Linked DNA regions of Homo sapiens: region 2 is linked to region 1. The links are chromatin contacts, found by Hi-C or POLR2A ChIA-PET in ENCODE. All regions are on one chromosome and are shown on one strand. The core of a region is the stretch at or near the end of the contact, and the rest is flanking DNA. Distances in the headings are between cores, read along the strand shown.

The links. A loop is a pair of places that touch in the nucleus more often than their neighbours do. ChIA-PET counts read pairs that join two places held with the same protein, here RNA polymerase II (POLR2A). Pooled maps may share reads with other maps.
Region 2: a loop to region 1 is called in a pooled map, with 8 times the contacts of the local background. The contact joins the promoter of COX7B here to the enhancer-like site in region 1. A Hi-C loop is called at or near these places in 6 of 37 single-sample maps with no recorded cell type and 8 of 50 pooled maps. POLR2A ChIA-PET finds 5 or more read pairs at or near these places in 10 of 52 experiments (AG04449, CD4-positive, alpha-beta T cell, GM12878 and 7 more).

Annotation. Positions count from the first base shown.
Region 1 is chrX:78,062,173-78,069,353 of GRCh38, reverse strand. No RefSeq gene overlaps it. Among named protein-coding and RNA genes, the nearest start is that of PGK1, 38 kb to the left of the region's middle. RefSeq lists an enhancer at 4,065-4,354. Within about 2 kb of position 4,278, at least 5 of the 41 ENCODE cell types and tissues checked have a DNase peak (open chromatin) inside an H3K27ac peak, as active enhancers do; they include GM12878, where a contact is called at or near this core.
Region 2 is chrX:77,896,417-77,903,597 of GRCh38, reverse strand. COX7B (cytochrome c oxidase subunit 7B) reads right to left here and starts at 4,130. Exons shown (of 3, transcript NM_001866.3): 1 at 4,005-4,130; 2 at 831-955. The coding sequence starts at 4,044. RefSeq lists an enhancer at 3,927-4,176.

The DNA.
Region 1 (7,181 bases), core at 3,029-5,528:
GTAGGTTAAAGATTAATCCCCACCCTAACCACTTGTGCTATCTATAGATCACAGAAAATGGTATGGAAAAATACTTGCCTTGCTCACAATCCTCACCTAGTCACCTACCCCATGCTTGCTCAATCTATCCCGACCCTTTCACATGGACCCCTTAGAGTTGTAAGCCCTTAAAAGGGCCAGGAACTCTTTCTTTGGGGAGCTCGGTTCTTGAGACGCAAGTCTGCCAATGCTCCCGGCCAAATAAAGCCTCTTCCTTCTTTAGCCCTGTGTCTGAGGGGTTTTGTCTGCGGCTCATCCTGCTACACAGTAAGAAGAGGCTCCCTCATCTTTTGATCTAAGATGTACTTTCTGGTTTGGCAGATGGTCAAGAAAACTAGATTCCAGTCTTAGCTACAGTGAGTCATCTGGAGCAAATCGTTTATTTGCCCTGCATCGATATGTCCATCAGAAGGATCTCACTTCAGCCTGGCTGGCTTTCAAAACCAACAGCATTAATGTGAGGGTCAGGGAAGTGACAACTCTGGTGATCATAGAAGAAGAAAAGGGCCATGCACAGTGGCTCACGCCTGTAATCCCAGCACTTTGGGAGGCCAAGGTGAGTGGATCATCTGAGGTCAGGAGTTGAAGACCAACCTGGCCAACATGGTGAAACCTCGTCTCTACTAAAAATACAAAAATTAGCTAGGTGTAGTGGCTCACACCTGTAATCCCGACCACTTGGGAGGCTGAGGCAGGAGAATCACTTGAAGCCAGGAGGCAGAGGATGCAGTGAGCTGAGATCACGCCATTTCACTCCAGCCTGGGCGACACAGCAAAACTCTGTCAAAAAAAAAACAAAAAACAAAAAACAAGAAGAAAAAGCCAGGCATGGTGGCTCATGCCTGTAATCCCAGCACTTTGGGAGGCTGAGGCAGGTGGATCACCTGAGGTCAGGAGTTCAAGACCACACTGGCCAACATGGTGAAACCCTGTCTCTACTATAAATACAAAAATCAGCCAGGCTTGGTAGCACTCACCTGTAGTCCCACCTACATGGGGGGCTGAGGCAGAAGAATAACTCAAACATGGGAGGTGAAGGCTGCAGTGAGCAGAGATCGTGCCACTGCACTCCAGCCTAGGCAACAGAGTTAGACTCTATCTCAAAAAAAAAAAAAAAAGAAGAAGAAGAAGAAAAGCTCCCTCAAATCATGCATATCCAAGTTCAAATCCTGGTTCTGCCTGACATTGTGTCTCCTTGGGGAAGTCAGATCACATAAAGCTCAGTCTTATCTGTAAAAGGCAATAAGAATCTCACAAGATTTTTGTAAGGATTAAATATGGTGAGATAAGAAATGTAAATATCTAGCACACAGTCCTGCAGTTGATGTTACCATATGTACCTGTATTCAATATACTTTCCGCCAAATGTATATGTACATTACTCAGTGTCTATAGCATACTGTTATTATGACAGGAAGCCAAGAGAAGGAGATATGAAATGACAGATTGGCTTAACTGCAAACACAAGTTTGTATTATCTCACCACTGCTCCAGAATTCAATATTTAAATGAATGAACTAAATTTTGCCCCTGAAAAACACTATTAAATCACTTTTAAAACAAGTATGATAAAGAGTTGAGACCCCCCCCACCAACACACACACACACACACACAAATTCACTGTGTAATGGAGATAGTTTTACTGTCTTGTGCATCTTAAACATTGGCAAATGTAGGTAGTCTCCCCTCATTGGTCCTTCCCTCATCCCTGCCTGTCCCCTTAACATTTTGAGTGATAACAGGCATTGTTCCTGTTCTAAAATGTAGAAATGAAAGCAAAAGAAGCCCAAGGTCATATACCACGTGTCTAATGGAGTTGGGCATAATAGGGAGAAGGTGAAAGAACTAAAATAACTAGAGATGCCTAGTTTGAAATAGAGAAGGTTCAGGGGCTAACATAACTGTATCTTGGCAACCATCATCCACCATTCACTATTTCTGCAGAACCTCTTCTTCCAGGCCTCTGTACAAAGAAGGCCAACTGCTTCTTCTAGATTTTTATTTATTTTTTATTTTTAATTAATTAATTAATTATTGAGATAGAGCCTCACTCTGTTGCCCAGGCTGGAGTGCAGCAATGCGATCTCAGCTCACTGCAACCTCCACCTCCCAGGTTCAAGCAATCCTCCTGCCTCAGCCTCCCGAGTAGCTGGGATCACAGATGTGTGCAACCATGCCCAGCTACTTTTTGTATTTTTAGTAGAGACGGGGTTTCACCATGTTGGCCAGGCTGGTCTCCAACTCCTGACCTCAACCAATCCGCCCGCCTTGGCCTCCCAAAGTACTGGGATTACAGGCATGAGCCACCGTGCCTGGCCTTCTAGAGTTTTTGTTTTGTTTTGTTTTGTTTTGCTTTGTTTTGTTTTTTGAGACAGAGTCGCACTCTGTCACCCAGGCTGGAGTGCAGCGGTGCAATCTTGGCTCACTGCAACCTCCGCCTCCCAGGTTCAAACGATTCTCCTGCCCCAGGCTCCCGAGTAGCTGGGATTACAGGTGCGTGCCACCACGCCTGGCTAATTTTTGTGTTTTTAGCAGAGACAGGGTTTCACCATGTTGGTCAGGCTGGTCTTGAACTCCTGACCTCTTGATCTGTCCACCTTGGCCTCCCAAAGTGCTGGGATTATAGGCATGAGCCACCACACCTGGCCTAGATTTTTAAGGGAGGAGAGAGATGGGGGACCAATAGCCAGACAGACCCTAACTTCTCTATCAAGAAGCACAGCCATCACTTTTTAACTCGGCCTCAATTCCATCACAGAGACAGGCCCTGGGCCAGGAAACTCCATGTAATCCTAAAACTCCAACCTATAATCCCAACAAGGAGATGAAAGGCCCATGACAAAAACTTCCCATAATCCCAAGTAACTTGCCCCTAAGGAGAGAATGTGCTTGTGGTTCTCAATCCTGCCTGAACATCAGAGTTATCTAGGGATACTGGGCCCCATCCCAGAATTTCTATTTTAAAACAAACAACTTGGGTATGCAGCCCAGGTTGAGAACTAAAGCTCTTAACCCAGTAGTTCTCAAACAATAGCATGAATCAGAATCATGCTGGAAGGCTTGTTGAACTGTGAATTGCTGGGCTCCACCGTAGAAGCTGTAGATTCACTTGTCTGGAGAGCAGCCCAAGAACTTGAATTTTCATCAATTTCCCAGGTGATGTTGATGTTACTGGTTCCAGAGACCACACTCTGTAAACAACTGGCATAACCTATCAGAGTTTGGCCTTGATATCTTTTTTCTTTTCTTTTCTTTTCTTTTCTTTTCTTTCTTTTCTTTTCTGTTTTAGACAGAGTCTCACTCTGTCGCCCAGGTTGGAGTGCCACGGCATGATCTTGGTTCACTGAAACCTCCATTTCCCAGGTTCAAGCAAGTCTCATGCCTCAGCTAGTAGCTGGGATTACAGGCATGCGCCACCATGCCCAGCTAATTTTTGTATTAGGTTATTGCAAAAGTAATTGTGGCTTTTGCCATTAAAAGTAATATTTTTAGTAGAGACGAGTTTTCACTATGTTGGCCAGGCTGGTCTCGAACTCCTGGCCTCAAGTGATCTGCCTGCCTTGGCCTCCCAGAGTGCTAGGATTGCAGGCATGAGCCACCGTGCCTGGCCCGGCCTTGATTTCTAACAATTCCCATGGCTTCCTCCTCAGTTTGCCCCTGCACCAAATCATTGCTGAGGATATTAGAACTAACCCCAACCCTCAGTTATCAAGTCAGTCTCTACCTTGTGTATCACTACAGAAAATAATCAGCTCACAACCCTCCCAAGGTCACCACAGCTTAAGCAGAGGGAAACACAAACACACACATCCCTCAAGCTAAATTTTCCCCTCAACACTGAAACCTTCACAACTGGCTTCTGAAGAGAAGGGCTGACCCATCAGGGAATAGCAGTCTTTGACCTCACTCTTTCACTGGAGCCTACATAATACAGAGTGCACAGATTTGTCAGCAGTCAAATCAAACACTTTTCCAGCAGGAGATAAACTTAACTCTGAGATCAGAAACCTCATCTTGTCACACTTACGAGGTTTATCATACCTCATGAGAACTTCTGAGTTTCTTTCCAAGGCTGATGACCCCATTGCTTTTGCCAGCATCCTTCAAAGGCATTGTGAACTTGTAGACAGGGGCAGAGAATAAGGGTCTGTGGAAAGCTCAAAATGTGTAATGGAGTCATAGTGAGAGTTTAAAAAAAAAACATGACTCATATGGAACTCATGACTCACTCTCATGAGGAGTGTGACATTCCTTCAAATAACGCCTTATACCATCTGTGAAAAGGGACTTTAAGAGTCTCAGTCAAAAGCTCATTATAGGCCAGGCACAGAGGCTCATGCCTGTAATCCCAGCACTTTAGGAGGCAGAGGTGGGTGGATCACCTGAGGTCAGGAGTTTGAGACCAGCCTGGCCAACATGGCAAAACCCCATTTCTACTAAAAATACAAAAAATTAGCTGGGCATGGTGGTGGGTGCCTGTAATCCCAGCTACTTGGGAGTCTGAGGCAAGAGAATCGCTTGAACCCGGGAGGCGGAGGTTGCAGTGAGCCGAAATTGCACCATTGCACTACAGCCTGGGCAACAGAGCAAGACTCTGTCTCAAAAAAAAAGCTTGCTATAAAGTGTAAATAGCTTATTTTTTAAAAAATATTCTAGGCTTTCTCTGTGGAAGTGGAAGGAATGGATACTTCCATTTCCACCCTTGGCAGTTTTTTGACAGTGCTACTATTTAGCATTAGCGTGGGAATGGAAGAAATGAGAAAGGAGGTGACCCAGGGTCCATACTCTAGTCTAAGGGATCTAATGGAACTTGATGCCCAGAAAAAGCACTTCAGAATTGCTTAGCATTGACAATTTTCAGTCTTGTCACACGATTTTCCATGACGTTTTACAGAAGAGAAAAGGAGGCCCAGAGAAGTAGTGAGACTGGAGGACAGGAGAGTTCCCTGACTCCCTCAAGGGACTTGCAAGGGTGTGGGTGGGGGGACTCATTTTGCTCAAATTGACCTCAAACCCCTTGAGGGAGGGGGAGCACGCAGGTGAGTGGGTGCAGGAGCCAGGTCAAGTGCCTTTAGATGCTGGCAGGAACAAATCCTGTACCAGCTTGCAACAGTGTCTAGCAGTTGCCCATGACCTCTGGAGCCCCAGAAGATGTGCGTTATAAATAATGCCCTTTTAGCAGTTGCCATCTGTGGACAAATGGCTTCCCTGAAGCCTGGCCTTCTTCCTGCTCCATCCCCCTTTCAGCTCCCCTTCTGCTGAGGGCCACTTCCACTGCTTAATAAAGTCTTCACATTCAACACTCTTCAAGTCCATGTGACCTGATTCTTCCTGGACACTTGACAAGAACCCAGTTACCAAGAGGGTATGTATGACTGAAATTCAAATCCAAGCCTCCTGACCTCAAATCCAGTGCTCTTACCACCTCAGCAGAGGTGGTGCAAAACAGAACTTGATGCCTGTTCCCCAAAGGCTACTGCATAGACTGTGGGTAATTTGAGCCCAGAGTTCTGTGTAGAATTCTACCTGCTCCTTTTAACTGCCTGCTCCTGGCATATCTGAGGTGTGGTGAAACCCAATCAAGAATGACTGCAGTGGTCAAAATGGAAATTAACCCTAAACTTGTATATGCTGTCTTAGAGAGTTTATTAGACTGAGCTTGGAATTACATTTTTAAAGCATTATAATAACTTGTATAGCAGATTTTGCACAGTAGTTACGGCAACACCCATCTTGGGATGTATGTGGGGACCTCAAACTCTTAAGAAATGCTTAAGCTGCTGGGTATGGGCAGAAAGGTATAAGTATCAGGGATCAGAGGCTTATTGGGCAATATTAAAATAAATGCTTGTCTGCCTCTATGTAATGCCAGTGTCTATGGTGGAATTTCTGAAGTGAGTTACTTTGAAGAAAAAATTATTTTTTCTTGATCCCTCAGTCTCTAGCAATGCTATCTATTTCTTGGTACCATTCTGAGAAACCAAGGACTTCTTCCCATAATGCCCTGTATATTGCTGGGATGCAATCAAGAGTCAAGGAAAACAACATACCTGTTAGAAGCTCTTGGTACATGTGATGGTTAATACTGAGTGTCAACTTGATTGGATTGAAGGAGGCAAAGTATTGATCCTGGGTGTGTCTGCGAGGGTGTTGCCAAAGGAAATTAACATTTGAATCAGTGGGCTGTGGAAGGCAGACCCACCCTTAATCTGGTGGACACAATCTAATCAGCTGCGAGTGAATATAAAGCAGGCAGAGAAATGTGAAAAGGCAAGACTGGTCTAGTGTCCCAGCCTACATCTTTCTCCTGTGTTGGATGCTTCCTGCCTTCAAACATTGGACTCCAAGTTCTTCAGTTTTGAGACTCAGACTGGCTCTCCTTTCTCCTCAAGCTTGCAGACAGCCTATTGTGGGACCTTGTGATCACGTAAGTTAATAAACTCAGATATATATATATATATCCTATTAGTTCTGTCCCTATAGGGAACCCTGACTAATACAGTACACTTGGTACACGTTCCTGTTGTTCCTCCTTCTGTAGTCAGATTTTTTCTAAAATAAGGACCTTCTCTTGGGAATCTTCAAAGCCTTATGATGGTTGCTCTCACATATCAATCAGCAATCAAGATGATTGATTCACATATCTCTTCAGACACCTCTTAGGACATGTGGCCAAAGGCAAGAAGCATTCTCTTCCTTTTCAGATTTCATCTTTTTCTCCAGGCTCTGGGGAGCTTCTTCGCAAGTGTCAAAATCCTGCTTGTCATGTGTTACAAAAGCAAACAGGTTTCTAATGAGATTTCACCTTCTGCCCATTACAGATTCCTCCAGATTTCTTGCTCCCTGGAAGCTCTTGGGGTTGCTCAGCTGGTTCAGGCCCTGTTTTGGGAGCAGTTCCAGCAAATGTGCCTAGAATTGCACAGTTGACTGGTAGAGAGAGGCCTGTCTTCCCCTCTTTCCTTCCTGAAACCAGTGTGCTACTTTTACCTCTAGGTTCCAGCTGTGTTCAAGTCTTGTGACCAGGCTGTCTCACCTTACTCCTTTCCCATCTGACCCTTTAATTCTACCACAAATTTGGCTGCCTATCTGAAGAGATTTTCCATTTTGTCCACATTTAGTTTGGTTTAGGGTACAGAATTTG
Region 2 (7,181 bases), core at 2,881-5,380, 170 kb after region 1:
TTATATGGAAGTGGGTCAGAATTTCTGTGCTTCAATGAACAATGGGTAGCATAGGAAAAAGGCAGATTTTAACTCACCATATGATCCTTTTAACAGCTACACAAGGCTGGGCACAGTGGCTCACACCTGTAATCCTAGCACTTTGGGAAACCAAGGCGGGCGGATCACCTGAGGTCAGGAGTTCAAGACCAGCCTAACTAACATGGTGAAACCCCGTCTCTACTAAAAATACAAAAATCTGCCAGGCGTACTGGAGGGCGCCTGTAATCCCGCTACCTGGGAGGCTGAGACAGGAGAATCACTTGAACCCAGGAGGCAGAGGTTGCAGTGAGCCGAGATCGCGCCACTGCACTCCAGCCTGGGCAACAGAGCAAGACTCCGTCTCAAAAAAAAAAAAAAAAAAAAATAGCCAGGCCTGGTGGCACACACCTGTGGTCCCAGCTACTTGGGAGCCTGAGGCAGAAGAAGTGCTTGAACCCAGGAGGCAGAGGTTGCAGTGAGCCAAGATCGCACCACTGCACTCCAGCCTGGGGGACACAGCAAGACTTCTTCTTAAAAAAAAAAAAAAACAAAAACAAAAAAAACAGCTACACAAGATGGAAAGGGCTGCCTTGTGATCCAGTAAGCAATTTATTACTGGGAATGTTAAGAACAGAAGATGGATGAATGCTGGGGGGAAAAAATCCCCTGCACTGTGTGGGTAATTAGATTACACAATCTCTCAAGTCCCTCCTAACTAGATATGTACACTACTATGTTAAGACACTTTGAATGCATAGACTGAGAATGAAAAACATCTGAAACAGAAATTATTAATCAATAGTACTTACATATGTCCATGTAACAATACAGAAAGTGGCTCCACTAGCTAATACAGCATTACCGTATTTGTCATGAAAATCAGGTGTACGTTTCTGGTGGCTCTGCCTTGCCATTGTTTGCTGAATGCTTCGAACTTACAGGAAAACGAAAAAAGAATACAGAAGCATATTATCAATTGTCAGGTAAAGAAAACATATGTGATTGATACTGCCAATCAGGAAAGCCAAGGAAGTTAATTTTACAGTATTATGTAGTTCAATAAAATGTTAAAACATATTGTAGCTATTAAAGCAGTGTACTTTGAAATGCAACAAAAATAAGATGAATTGACAGATGGACAAATACATGATAAAACAAATAGCAAAATGTTAACTGTAGAATCTTTGTGGTGGGTATATGGGTGTTCATACGATTCTTCCAACTCTTCAGTATGTCTGAGAGTTTTCATAATAGTGTTGGGGGAAAAAAGCAAAGAATGAATGATGTCAGTAACATTCTCTACAAAGTGGTATTTGCATAACCCCTGAAATTTTGGCTCCCATTGATTAATTTGAATACTTATGACTTAAATTTTCATTAAAGTTTACTCAATAGAGCCCAACAACTTACAACATACAAGGGCAAATGAACTCAAATGAACTTCAAATTAAAGCACACTAAATGCTTATGACTGTAAAATTACTACAGTAACAAAAAAACTCGCCACAACTAGAGTAATCTTGATTTTTAAAAAATTAATGGGCCAGGCACAGTGGCTCACATCTGTAATCCCAATACTTTCGGAGGCCAAGGTAGGAGGATCGCTTGAGGCCAGGAGTTTCAGACCAGTCTGTGAAACATAGTGAGACCCTGTCTCTACAAAAAAATTGAAAATTAAAAATTAGCCGGGCATGGTGGTGCATGCACACCTGTAGTCCCAGCTACTCAGGAGGCTGTGGCCGGACGATCACTTGAGTCCAGGAGTTAGAGGATGCAGTGAGCTATGATCACACCACTACACTCCAGCCTGGGTAACAGAGCAATTCTCTGTCCCTAAAAATAAAAAATGAGAAATGGGGTATATAAAAAAGTATAAGACAGAGATCCTGTCCTCAAGTAACTTCCAGTCTAGAGGATTACACATGTAGATAAAAATCAGTATCGTACAAGGAAGCAGAATTAGCTAAGGACTTAGTTTTTGAGCAGAATGATAAAGTTTGCTGTTAGTATTATACCAGTAGAAAGAGAAGAACAAAAGTTTTCAAACGGCCCCTGGAAGAACTAAAAAGGAGGGCTTGGGAAACAGCCGAGACTGGAAAAAGCTTGTTTCTAGCTGTTTTTTTTTTTCTTCCTGTCCAATTTAAGGGGCAGGTTCTTATCGTTTTAAAGAGCCTCCAAAGGTACTTACATATATAATGAAAAGCTAGGGAGCCTGAGGCAGGAGAATCACTTGAACCTAGGAGACGGAGATTGCAGTGAACCAAGATTGAGCCACTGCACTCCAGCCTGGGCAACAAGAGCGAAACTTTGTCTCAAAAAAAAAAAAAAGAAACTGCAATGTTGCCCATTCACTAGCAATGAATATTTCTACATGGTACAATGGGTTACTTCATGATAGTTATTAGACCATTATCAGATCTTCTAACTGTCTTACATAGCTTTCCCTTTTCATCTTTTAGTCACACCGGGATAGGCAAATTTACAAATATTTCATAATATATTCTGCTCCAGAAAAGATAAAAAGTGGGCATGTGAATTCCACGCTGAAAAAAAAACAAAAAACCTTTCCTGAGGTACAAGGTGGCCCTATTTGCTCAAAGAGCAAAGAAATTAAGACTACCAAAAAATTCTGCAACATCTCATAACTTCAACACACTCATGTAACTCTGGTGGATTTCATCAGACCTCTCCTCTGTGACAACTGTTTAATTACCACACATTGGTGATCTCATATAATCCTCAACAACCCCATGAAGTAGGCATTATTTACAAATTACTTATTTTACAAAGAAGGAAACTGAGGTTGAGAGAGGCTAAATCATATGCCCAAAGTAAAAGAGATAATAAATGCTACTTTGGGAATATGAAAATAGTCCAGCTAATATTTTGTGGTTATTTTCAAAGTTGCTTAAGAGTTTAGGACACAATCTAATAATATCCTCCAATGATTCTATTAAGTGAAAATCAAAAGATGGCTAAACAAACTAAATAGTAATTACGGGTCACCTTCATTGTGTAACAACTGCCCACGTTACTCAAGGTCACCTTCGGTGCAAATCAAGTATGAAAATTAATTTGTTCTCCTCAATCTATTGCATTTTCTCTACATAATGCTGGTCTCAAAACTCCCTGTACCTGCCCAACCTTTGGATAAGAAAAAAATGACCACGATTGCCTTCAGGACAGCTAACATTGTTTTGTTTTTGTTTTCGAGACGGAGTCCCGCTCTTGTTGCCCAGGCTGGAGTGCAGTAGCAGTCTTGGCTCACTGCAACCTCCGCCTCCCGGGTACAAGCGATTCTCTTGCCTCAGCCTCCCAAGTAGCTGGGATTACAGGCGCCCACCACCACGCCCGGCTAATTTTTGTATTTTTAGTAGGGACGGCGTTTCACTATGTTGGCCAGGCTGGTCTCGAACTCCTGACCTCAGGGGATCCGCCCGCCTTGGCCTCCCAAAGTGCTGGGATTACAAGTGTGAGCCACCGCGCCTGGCCAGCTAACATTGTTAATCCACAAATAACTTCAAAGCTGCATCGATACCATTTGGGTTGTTTCCCTGCAATTAAACCAGGTGAAGAGCTAGATTTACAGTTTCCGTCTATTACAGTAATAGGAATTGGAGAAGATATTTTTCTATACAGGGTTAGGAGTAAACATATCCCCAAAGCTAAAATGTAGGACATCACTTAAGGAACGAGGTGTCTACCAAGAATGTCCTTCCCTGAAATCAAAGGTTACTGAAGAATTAAAAAGCAGGGCTAGACTATCACTCCGATAACAGAAAGAGAGCTGGAAACCGAAACAGAAATACTGGGTGATAAAGCCAATGCTAAGGACATCATCCCAATGACTTGGGACGAGATGGGAGACAGACAGCATTCAAGATTAGAAGGCCGAGATGTTCGTAAAAGGAAAGCACACGAGAGGCCGCGAGGACACATTGATATAAGGTTGTTGTAAATGATTTGTCATAATTTTTGCTCACCTTGGAGACGATTTAGTGCGCTTTTGACCAAGGGAAACATCGTGAAGGTGAAGCTAGAACTGCGGCAATACAGCTGCTGCTTTGGTGCCAATTCGCTTCAGGTACCCTTGAAGTGAGCTGAAAAACAAAATGGCTTTCAGCCGGGATCCGTAATGAGATTTGACGAAATCTCGCGATACCTGTAAAACCTATAGTAATTGCAATCCCTTTTCCCGCGAGGAAAAATAAAGGCCTTTTGGGAAATGTAGTTTCCGGCTTTATAAAATGACGTATGGTGGGTGGTATCTAATGAAGAATGAAAGAACTCCTTGAAGCCAGGTTTAGAGCTCTATAGAGGGCAGCCGAGAGACAGATCTTCGACCGAATCGTCTAAGGAACTAGCTTCAAAATGGCGTTCAAGTTCCACAAGCTTCGGTTTAGTATCTCCACACTAGCTCTTTCTTCTTTCTGTTCCCCCAAAACTTCCTTTACTTCTCTCATTTTTTTTGTCTGCTATTACTACTATACTAATTGGCTTAGCTTTTAGTTTTCAAATAACGTCAAGTTTAGAGAAAAGTTGCAAGAACAGTAAAAACTTCTGTAATATGTAGATAAATACGTGATAAAATAACTTTGGAAAGCTATTGGCCGGGCGCGGTGGCTCACGCCTGTAATCCCAGCACTTTGAGAGGCCAAGGTGGGCGGATCACGAGGTCGGAGTTCGAGACCAGCCTGGCCAAGATGGTGAAACCCCGTCTCTACTAAAAATACAAAAATTAGCCGGCGTGGTGGCGCGCGCCTGTCATCCCAGCTACTCAGGAGGCTGAGGCAGAATAATCACTTGAACCCGGGAGGCGGAGGTTGCAGTGAGCCGAGAACGTGCCACTGGACTCCAGCCTGGGCGACAGAGCGAGACTACGTCTCAAAAAGAAAGAAAGAAAAGAAAGCTGTTAGGCCTGGCGCGGTGGCTCACGCCTGTAATCCCAGCACTTTGGGAGGCCGAGGTGGGCGGATCACGAGGTCAGGAGATCGAGACCATCCTGGCCAACATGGTGAAACCCCATCTCTACTAAAAATACCAACAATTAGCTGGGCGTGGTGGCATGTGCCTGTAATCCCAGCTACTCTGTAGACTGAGGCGGCAGAATCGCTTGAACCAGGGAGTCGGAGGTTGCAGTGAGCCAAGATACCACCACTGCACTCCAGCCTGGTGACAGAGCAAGACTCCGTCTCAAAAAAAAAAAAGAAAAGAAAAGAAAAGAAAAAAAAGAAAGAAAAGAAATGGCAACACGGCAAAACCCCGTCTCTACTAATATACAAAAAATTAGCTGGGCATGGTGGCACATGCTTCTAATCCCAGCTACTCGGGAGGCTGAGGCATGAGACTTGCTTGAACCGGGGAGGCGGAGGTTACAGTGAGCCAAGATCGCACCACTGCACTCTAGCCTGAGACCTGTCCCAAAACAAAAAAAATAAAATACATACAGTTCAGTGGCATTAATGGCATTCACATTGTTGTGCAACTATCACCATTATTCATCTCTAAGACTTTTTCATCGTGTAAAACTAAATGCTTTGATTATACATTTTGACTATTGAAAATATTAACATTATTCCAAAAGTCAAAACTAAACAGACTAGTGTACTTAGAGAAGTGTCATTCCCTCCCCTAACTGTTGCATTCCATTTCCACCAATTCCTATAGGTAACCGATTTCATTACTTTCTGGTTTATCTTGTGTGTTTCCTTTTGCAAAAATAGGCAAATACCTGTATGTTTTCTTATTTCTCTATTTTATACAAATGTAGCATAAAAATCCATTATCATTTTACATAAGTCTTCCTCATTCCTTTTTTACAGCTGCAAAATCTGTGGTGTATATGTGCTATAGTATATTCAGTCAATCTCCTATGTTGGAATATTTAGGTAGTTTCAAGAATATTTCAATTTCAATAATGCTGAAATGAATAACTTTGTGCACACATATTTTCATATTGCTGGATGTCTCTCTCCAAGGTAGGTTACTAGAAGTGGGATTGCTGGATTAAAGGATAAATATATGTGTAGTTTTTTTAGATATTGCCAAATTATAGATGTTGTAACGTTTTGCCTTCCCACCAGCAACGTATTAATATAAAGGGTGCCTGACTCCCCACAGCCTTGCTAATAGCATGTAGTGTCAAGCTTTTGGATTTTTGCCAATATGATAGGTAAGATATCCCTTTTAAACTTTAAAATTTTTATTTTTAAAACATACACATAGTAAAATTCACTTTTTGGTGTACAGTTCTATGCGTTTTGACAAATGCATACAATTGTGTCACCACCACCACAATTAAGGACAGAATAGCTCTAGCATCATAAAAACACCCTTGTTTGACCTCTTTGTGATCAACCCTTTTCCCTACCCCTAGCCCCTGGCAGCCACTAATCTGTTCTCTGTACCAATGAGTTTGCCTTTTCCAGAATGTCATATATAGATTGAATCATACAGTATGTCTCAGTGTACTTTTATTTTGCATTTTTTCTTTTTTCTTTCCTTTTTTTTTTTTTTTGAGATTGAGTTTCGCTCTTGTTGCCCAGGCTGGAGTGTGATAACACGATTTCAGCTCACTGCAAACTCCGCCTCCAGGGTTGAAGCGATTCTTCTGCCTCAGACTCCCATGTAGCTGGGATTACAGGCCTGCGCCACCACACCGGGCTAATTTTTAAATTTTTAGTAGAGACGGGGGTTTTGCCATGTTGGTCAGGCTGGTCTTGAACTCCTGACCTCAGGTGATCCACCCACTTCGACTTCCCAAAGTGCTGAGATTACAGGCATGAGCCATCGCACCCGGCCTGCATTTTCTTAATATAAGTTTCCATAAATGATTTAACTTTTTTTCACATCTGTATTTCACATCTCTTCACTTCGGAACCAGCTATTTTTCTTTCCATCCCATCTCCTTGTCTCTCCAACATACTGAAATTAATTTCCTGGTTTTTTTATCCAGTAGCGCCTAAAATAATAGTCATATAATATTTTCCACACCATCAAAATAAATCCAAATTGTAGGCAGATTGATTTTATCTTGTTGGTGTTTTCCTTCTTTACAACCTTACTTTTGTACCCATCCCCCAAACAAAATAATGAATAAAAAGAAGGAATTTGCTGTCTATAACCTGCAATTAAAGTCCTTGTTGGTGCTTTAAATATTA